Regions from separate parts of the Homo sapiens genome. Here region 1 is linked to region 2. A link is a loop called in an ENCODE intact Hi-C map of the cell type or tissue named here. Cell type or tissue: IMR-90. All regions are shown on one strand. Each heading gives the region's core, and the rest is flanking DNA. Links, peaks and the distances in the headings are about the cores only. Region 1 has its middle 200 kb from the start of UBE2E1. Region 2 overlaps UBE2E1 (ubiquitin conjugating enzyme E2 E1).

What was found. A loop is a pair of places that touch in the nucleus more often than their neighbours do. Peaks named below come from ENCODE experiments on the same cell type or tissue, not always from the same donor. Only the 100,000 strongest peaks of a DNase experiment are listed, where the experiment ranks them.
Region 1: it touches region 2 in a loop (16-fold over the local background); 1 of 110 quality-filtered maps calls a loop at or near these places.

Annotation. Positions count from the first base shown.
Region 1 is chr3:23,600,621-23,605,015 of GRCh38, forward strand. No RefSeq gene overlaps it. Among named protein-coding and RNA genes, the nearest start is that of UBE2E1, 200 kb to the right of the region's middle. In IMR-90, for the core only: no CTCF peak of the experiment used is centred there; no DNase peak of the experiment used is centred there.
Region 2 is chr3:23,873,722-23,878,116 of GRCh38, forward strand. The region is part of intron 3 of UBE2E1 (ubiquitin conjugating enzyme E2 E1); the gene reads left to right. Among named protein-coding and RNA genes, the nearest start is that of NKIRAS1, 41 kb to the right of the region's middle. In IMR-90, for the core only: a CTCF peak has its summit at 1,676; DNase peaks (open chromatin) are centred at 840 and 3,780; H3K27ac peaks cover 206 bases.

The sequences.
Region 1 (4,395 bases), core at 76-4,075, 270 kb before region 2:
TTCTGTGTGTGTATTGTTATTATCACCACCATCATCACAATTACTACCCCTGCTGAATATGTACCCAGTAAATATTCAGCATAAAGCATCGAACACATGGTGTGTATGCATACAAACACAGGTGTGTGTGTATGTGTGTGTATATACAAACATGTAATTTCATTTAATGCTTCCTGTAATCCCCCGAGGTGTATCTTATCCCTATCACATAAAAACCCAGAGATTTTAACAGAGCCAAGCTTGCGTAGCTGCTAAGTGGCAGAGCTGGGTCTCAAACCCAGGTCTCTGTGGCTGTGAAGCCCCATGTGCAAAAGCACAGTGCTGTGCCACCTCCCAGTCCGAGTAAACTTGATACATATAATTGTGTATTTACTAACTGATGAAGTAGGGAATTACTGAGTTTATGCAGCCAAAACCCTTGAACGTAAGGAACATTCAGCATTGTGTCAAATGGACCCCAGGCAAAGCAAAATATTGTATGCCAGCTCCGCTGGGTGTAATAGCCCGTATTTCCCTATTAAGGGAAAAACAAAGCAGGAGGAAGTTAGAGCAATCCTTACAGATCAGGGTATTTGGAAGAAGGCAACACAAATCGGTCCCAGAAAAGCGCGGAGTCACCTCTGCCCTGCAGGAGCCGGCCATGGTCAGCTCTGTGTCTTCTCTTCCTTCTGGCAGTGGGTTTGTTTCTCTGTTTTTCTTTTCTTTTCTTTTTTTTTCCCAATCCCCATGGAAAGATTTCCAGTCGTTTTATAGCTGAATTCAGTGGAAAAGTAATGTTTATTCACCTCACAGCCAATTTGGACAGAGCACATTTCTATTCCATAAAGCAAGGCATTGGTACATTCATGATTCAGAATTACAGGCACATTCCTTGCGTACAGTTGTGTTTCAGCCTGGATAAAATTAAAATGTCACTTTCCTTTTTCTTTCCTGTGGATTCGCTTGAGTTGCTCTCATTAGGCAGAACTGGCACTCTTGGGAGAAATGCCAGGCTTCAGAATGAAGGCCTGGTAAATGTAACCTCATCAAGTTGCAGTAGCCGGAAAACAAGACATGAGGTGAACATCGGCATTAAGTGCACTTCTCTCTCTCTGTCTCTCACACACACACACACACACATGCACATACACACACAATCTGCCTTCCTTTCTGCCACTTTACTGAATCCACTCACAGATCACCAGTCATCAGCACCAACAGCATCTTCTAGAAGCTGATCTTCAGGCCTCCATAGCAGCCCATGCTGTTAACCCTCCTTCCTGAACTTCTTTTCTCCCTGGGCTCTGGTTCGAATCTCACGTGCCCCAAAGGTGACCTTCCACACTTCTGAATGTTTCTGATCCCTGGTTTTCTATCCTGTGTCTTCTCTCCTTCTCTCTTCCTTGGTGATCTCAGGCACTCAATATGCATGCATTTATTGCATCCCTAGACCACGTACAGTTGCAGAAGAACCGCAAAGATAAAGATGAAGCCTATCCTGTAAGGAACCGGATCTGTCTGATACTGTGAATTGTTCCCTTAAGTGGAAGTAATTCCAGCAGATTTCCCGTCCCCAAAAGGATGCAGACAAGAGAGCATGGGCTTTGGAATCGGACGAGCGGGGATTGAGGCCAGTTCCATAACCTCTCACCCCTGGGTTCCTTTCTACAAACTGGAAATGAAAACACCCACTTTATGAGGTTATATTTTAAAGTTTCTGTCAAATAGTAGGTGCTGAATAAATGTTATTATCTACCTCTCTCCTTTCCCAAATTCTTATTCTGACAAGATTTATTGATCTCCTCGTATGGGCAGCCAGACTCTCCTTCATGAGCCAGTGGGCGTGGCTGCAGCTGCTTGCCCCATTCCTATCCAGTATTCTTCACCTGGAATACCTTAAAAAGGCTAAAATTTAATTAAAAGAGGACGAGAAAGAAAATGAGTTAAGTAGGGGGTAGGGTAGAAGCACCGGATCCGTGGAGACTGAGGGGTTGTTCCCAGAAGTGATATAATTCTGGTGAAATTTGTTTCAGATATTTCATTGGTGTCTGTGTTAAAGCTGCTACTCCACCTTCACAGCTCTAGAAGGATACGCAAAACAGATGAATTGTGGGCCTACAGAGGGGGGATTTCGGATATTGTGAGTTAGAACTGGGAAGAAAACTTTTTACCACATACCTTTTAGCATGATGTGAATTTTAACCACGTGCAACTACTATATTTTCAAAAAATAAAACTAACCAACCAGAAAACAACATAGTTCTCTTTAGCAAACAGTTTGAGGACAATTGGAAGCACCATCTTTATGCTAAACTTAGCACCTTTCTCTTTTGCTAAGAATAAACCAAAATTAGCTCAGAAAGATGCCTGATCGCCAAGAGTTTGCCGACACCCAGGTGTGTCATGAGCCTCAAGACAGAACCCGGGTGCGTTGCAAACCTCATCTTTAATCGGCTGCAGGAAGCTCTATCCAGCTGCCGCACCGCAGGGTTCGCTTCACTGATGTGAGAGTGGGAATCAGGGATCAGGTTCCAGCCTGGGCCCTGGTGCTGTCTGGCCTTCAGCTCTCTGGGCCTCACTTTTTCTTTTATGAAATGTGATTTGTAAGGTCACTCTCTGATCCTCTGATCTGTGTACTGTGTCGGTAGAGTAATTAGACCTCATCCTCCCCTCCCAAGCCCTAGTGGACCACAGCCTTTCTCTGTTTCCACCCTATGAGGGCCTGAGATTCTCATGCTGAGAGTGCCTTCTTGGCTTTTGATGTAATTTCTAGAAATGCCCCTCAGACCCCATCAAGATTAAATATAGTATGTATTTTCCAAAGGCAGTTTTCAGCTACAGGAGATAAGAAAAAGATTTGGAGTAATACATTGGCAAACAGTGATTTTATTTATTTATGTTTTGTTTTGTTTTGTTTTGTTTTTTGAAACAGGGTCTCACTCTGTTGCCCAGGCTGGAGTACAGTGGTACTCACTGTAGCCTCGACATCCCAGGCTCAGGTGATCCTCCTACCTCAGCCGACCAAGTAGCTGGGGCTATATGCATGCACCACTACCCCGGGCTAATCTTTGTATTTTTTGCAGAGACGAGGTTTTGCCATGTTGCCCAGGCTTGTCACAAACTCCAGGGCTCAAGCAATCCACCCACCTCAGCCTCTCAAAGTCCTGGGATTACCGGTGTGAGCCACCATGGCTGGCCAAAACACTTATTTTAATAGTCATGTTTTTATATTTATTACATTACATTATTTATGTTTGTAATGTATTTTATGTATTATGTTTATCATCAACTTCTTTATGCCATGTGATACTGGTTTTCTGTTCATGGTATACAGTATTATGGTATTAGGTAAAAAAAAAAAAGAGCTAATGGCAAATTAATAGTATAGGTCTCATATTATTCAAGAGAACAATTATAAAGGTGGTCTAAAAAATGACTGAGGTTTGAGAAACATTGACTGCTATGGGTCAAGTTGCATCCCCTGAAGTCCATATGTTGAGTCCTGACTCCTTGTATCTCAGTATGTGAGCTTATTTGGAAACAGGGTTGTTTGCAGATGTCATTAGTTAAGATCAGGTCACACTGGAGTAGGTACCTACTGGGCAGGGCTCCTAATCAATTATGACTGATGTCCTTGTAAAAGGGAAGATTGGACACAGATGTGCACACAGGGAGAACGCCACGTGAAGACTGGAGTTGTGCTGCCACAGCCTAGGAGCTCCCAGAGCCAGAGAGAGGCCTGCAACAGACCCATCCCTAGCACCCACCGAGTGAATGTGGCACTGTTGACACCTTGATCTCAGACTTCTAGCTTCCAGAACTGGGAGGCAATGTGTTTTAATATATTTAAGCCTCCTAGGTTGTGGCCTTTTTTATGGCAGCCCTAGAAAATGAATATGTTAATGTAGATGGTTTGCGTTGCCCTGGGAAAATGGAACAAGAGAAAGATGCACAGATGAAATAACTTGGGGAAGAAGTTTGCGAATATCTCCAAACCACCAAGCATTGTCTCAACCTTTAGCAACTAGAGAGAGTGTTTCTGTCCTTGGCTGGAGGAAGCAGGTGACTCAGTGTCTGTCAGGATGCTGCTCCACTCCGGGCTTATTTGATTGGAGGACTGTGCACCTTCAGGGCTGGACTCACTACCTCGACCTAAGGAAGCTTTCTTGGAGTCTCCTTTCCAATAAGTAGGGTGTTAGGCTTAGGCTGGAGTTCTTCAGAGTCTTTTTTACCTCATCCCTAACTTTGCCAGGACCCTGCACCAAGAATTAAACACTTCTTTAACATCATTTAAATATCAGTGTGCAGGAAGGAGCAGAAAGAAAAGAAAATCATTTAAGTAAGCTAACCACTGCCATCAATCTCTGTGCAATTTGATAACCGCTGTGGTTTAAATGTGTCCCCTCAAAAATTTAG
Region 2 (4,395 bases), core at 106-4,105:
GGCGACAGAGCGAGACTCCGTCTCAAGAAAAAAAAATAAGAGACCGGCAGGAGAGTTTCAGGCTGATTGACCAGTGCAGGGAGGTGTTCTGATTCCTTCATAAATAGGGTAACCATATAACATGCAAGTTGGAACACTTTTGAAAGCAAAAGTGGGCAACAAAAAACTGAAAATTATTATTACCAGATAAAGGTTTTGCCAAACAATAAAATAATAGATTCATATCACACAGTGAGCAAAAAATCACTGTGCAAGACTGTTCACACAACTCTGCTTTGTAGCAAGTTATTGAAGTCTGTTTCTTGAACTCTGTACTTGTGTCACTTCCCATGCTTCCCACTGACCTAGCAGCCCCCTGACTGCCCCACCTGGAGTTTGAGATTGGCAGCAGTTGCAGTGTGGAAGCTGCATAAGGAGCTGAGTGTAATGGGAGACCTTTAGCTAAAATTAATTTCGTAATCAAAGATGTGTGCCAGAATCTTTTCTTAGAATTGAGTAAAACCTGATAAGCTCCTTTAAGAGAATCTTGGTATCCTTTTAAAACTTTCTTTGTGACACTCTTGCTTTTGGGGATCAGCACTAAATGTGTGGAGGGTAGAGGTGTTAACAATACGTTCTCCCCTCAAAAAGTCTGAACAAGATGCTCTGCTTTTCCCCCAGCTGACTCTCACTTATGCACAATATAGTTAATCATCCCAATAGAAGAGTCAGTTGTGCCCTGTGAACTGAAGAACCAGGACTAATAACCCGTTGGTATTTACTCATTCAAATAGCAGTTTTGTGTATGGTAGCATAAGCATTGCAACTGAAGAATCTGGACTCCACCATAAGGCAGATTCCAGACACCCAAGCTCTGGATTCTTTAGTGGGAATAGAGGAGTCATCACCACACACACACAGCATTGGATTCTGTCCTGACTCGTTTTTTCTAACTTCTTGGGCGAAAGGGCAGATTAGAATTGTTCCAACTCAGGCTTGTATAATTCCTGCAGAAAAGACCTATTGTTGGATCCACCTTTATCCTGACTTACCTACATGTTTAATCTTATAGAGGAAAATGGCTTTCAAGACACAAGGGATACTGATCTTACTTTAATTCTAATCACTGCCGTACCCCCAACCCCTGCTTCTTTCAGGCACTTGGCATTGAACTAGTTTTGTCATTTTACTTGCTTGCCACCTACCCCCACGACTACCCTGACAGGCCAGAAGGGAAAGTGCGGTTCCTTAGCTCACTGTACTAATAACTCCTCATTCAGCCATCCCTAGTTAAGAGTGACCCCCTAATGTCCACATTTTTTAGGTCTGCTCTTCTTTTGTCATCCCTACCAGAGTAACTTAACCCTTTACTTACAAGTTACTTGGAAGTAGTTTTCTTTTAAAAACAGTGTCATCTAATTTTTTTCAATATTGGAATGTAAATTTCCAGATGTGCTGGACTGTCCCTAGAGCAGCAGCATATACAGTAAGACCTACGATTGAATGACTAACTGGGCAAGATTGAGCTTTTGTGATGTTTTAATTATTTTACCTAATATGGAAACACTGTTGTATAATCCCAAACAGTAGTACATATTTGATCATCTAATTAAATATTGGTAACTGTTAGTGTGCCAAGTCCTGTAGTATGTGTGGGAAATTACTACCCCCTAGAGACTTAAATTCGGATGTACAAAAGATTGTATCCAAATGACTATAGCAGTCTGTGTAAATACCCAGACAAATCTATTCTCTTCCTGGTTTGGAACAAATTTTAAAAATGAACTCTATAGCTTCCATAGGCCACAAATCATCCTTGTGCGTCACAAAAAGTTATGTCAAAAATTCCTTCGGAAGTTTATCTACTTTATGCTAGAGGAAGACAGTAGGCACCATTTCCTCAGTGTTGTTGTTACAAGACTTTTGGAGGGCTTTGTTAGAAGGCCATTAAATGGCCACACTGTTGGAGATCTTAAGTGCCTGGGATAGTCTCCTTCCCATAGTTAGGAAGATATATCCCCTATTTAGCCCCACCGTGTTCCAGTATAACTTCCTTGATACAGTGGATACCACTAATGTGAATTTTTTTTGAGACGGAGTCTCGCTCTGTCGCCCAGGCTGGAGTGCAGTGGCGTGATCTCATCTCACTGCAGCCTCCGCCTCCCAGGTTCAAGCGATTCTCCTGCCTCACCCTTCTGAGTAGCTGGGATTACAGGCGCTCGCCACCACGCCCAGCTAATTTTTGTGTTTTTAGTAGAGACGGGGTTTCACTGTGTTGGCCAGGATGGTCTCTATCTCTAGACCTCGTGATCTGCCCGCTTTGGCCTCACAAAGTGCTGGGATTACAGGCGTGAGCCACTGTGCCCAGCCAAATATGTGAATTCTTGTGTGTGGGTACTAGTTTTTCTGGGGAGCCCTTTAGGTTGGCTCTAGGTCTGCAAGTTCTTTCCAAGGGATAGTTAACCTGAATGGTACATTCCTCACAGTACCAGAGCCTCTTCCTTTCCTCTTCCCCTCACCTTAGGTGAGGAAGCCTTCTAACTTAGTTATTAGGACTATGGCAGTGGTCGCCCTGCTTTTTAATAGCACTTACAAAATCGTGTCACTACCCTGTTAGTTTCTTTAGTAAAGTTTTCTCATTTTTCAAGTTCCTTCTGCCACTCGCTTCTAGGTTACAAAAGGTTACTGTTTTATGAAGGGGTGCTGAGGGTAAGAATGTACCAAGTAGATCTCATGGAGAAGGCAGCTTTCACCCAGTATCTCTGGTAGATTGCTACCTTCATAGCTTATCTTCTCTATGAATTTCTTAGCAATAGAAGAGTAAATCAGGAGTGGATTTTTAGTAGTGTGTTTGTCATAGGGAATGTAGATGTAATTGGATTTTTTTTTCATATAAGCATTTTGTAAATTCAGTTTTGGGTTTTTTGTTTTTTGTTTCTTGTTTTTGTTTTTTGTCTTAATAGAGCTAGGCATTACCAGGGTTGATGCATATTTATTACTGCAAAGAGTTGTAGACAAGGGAGGAGGGAGCTAAATAATATTAATGGTAATTTAAATCTAGAAAATCAGAACTGTGGCTCACTACTGTAATGTCAGTGCTTTCAGAGGCCAAGCAGAAGTATCGCTTGAGCCCAGGAGTTCAAGACCAGTCTGGGTAACCTAGCAAGACCCTGTCTCTAAAAAAAATTTAAAAATTAGCCAGGTGTGGTGATGCACGCCTGTAATCCTAGCAACTCAGGAGGCTGAGATGGAAGGATCACTTGAGCCAGCTGTGATTGAGCCACTGCACTCCAGCTTGAGCAACAGAGTGAGACACTGTCTCAAAGAAAGAAACAGTTGGTATTCATTGCTCTTAATAATCCTCTGTAGCTGGCTTCTCAAACTTTAATGTGCATAAGAATCATTTGTTAACATGCACATTGATAGGGTCTGAGGTGGAGTCTGATGTCTGCATTTCTAACAAACTCCCAGGGGATGGATGCCGATGTTGCTTGTCCAGAGGCGGCACTTTGAATATCAGTCTACAGAACATTCAGGGTATATGCAAATTAACTTTTAATAATAACAACAGCAACCATATATATTGATCCTTTTTTGGTGTACCAGGCACAGAAAAATAAAATAAGACTGGGCACTGGAGTCTAACAGCTGGGATTCAGATTGAAGCTCTTCCCTTTACTAGCTTAACCCTGAGCAAATTTTCTCTAAGGCAGGGTTTCTCAGCCTTGGCACTGTTGACATTGTAGGCTGAGATCATTCTTTGTGGGGGCTGTCTGGTGCATTGTAGGATGTTTAGCAACATCCCTGGCCTCTATCCACCAGATGCCATTAGCACCTCCCTCCCGTTTGTGGCATTCAGAATGACTGCAAGCATTGCCAAACGTCAGGGGGTGGGGTAGGAGGCAAAATTACTTCCAGTTGAGAACCACTGCTCTAAGACTACTGTTGAAATATGGGTGTTTGGGGGGGTTTGTGATATGAATGATGTACTTTATGTAAGTGACATAGAAGCTTATCATGAAGCTTCCACAGACAAAAGGAGAATAGGCATGCAGTAGCTAATAAGCAGTCCGTGCCACATCTGGCTTTCTGAGGATGATGATAAAGCTTATTCCAAGTGCCAGTTCTTTATTTTTACGAAACATTAGTCATTGTACTATGAGATAATATCAGGAATTACTTGAGATTTTTAAATAGGTAGAACTGAGTTTCTAATTCAGTTGATCCCAAGCCTCTGCCCTTTTTTGAAATACGCTGGCACTGTTGCTACCCTGCCCCTGCCTCTGCCCCTTCCTTCATTCTTACTTCTGCTGCTGTCCGCATGTCTCTTTTTCCCCCCTACTCTTTAAAGTTTTATTTCACTAACTTGAGGTCAAATGTCACAACTGTGTTCTGGTCAATTTACTATCCTTGCTT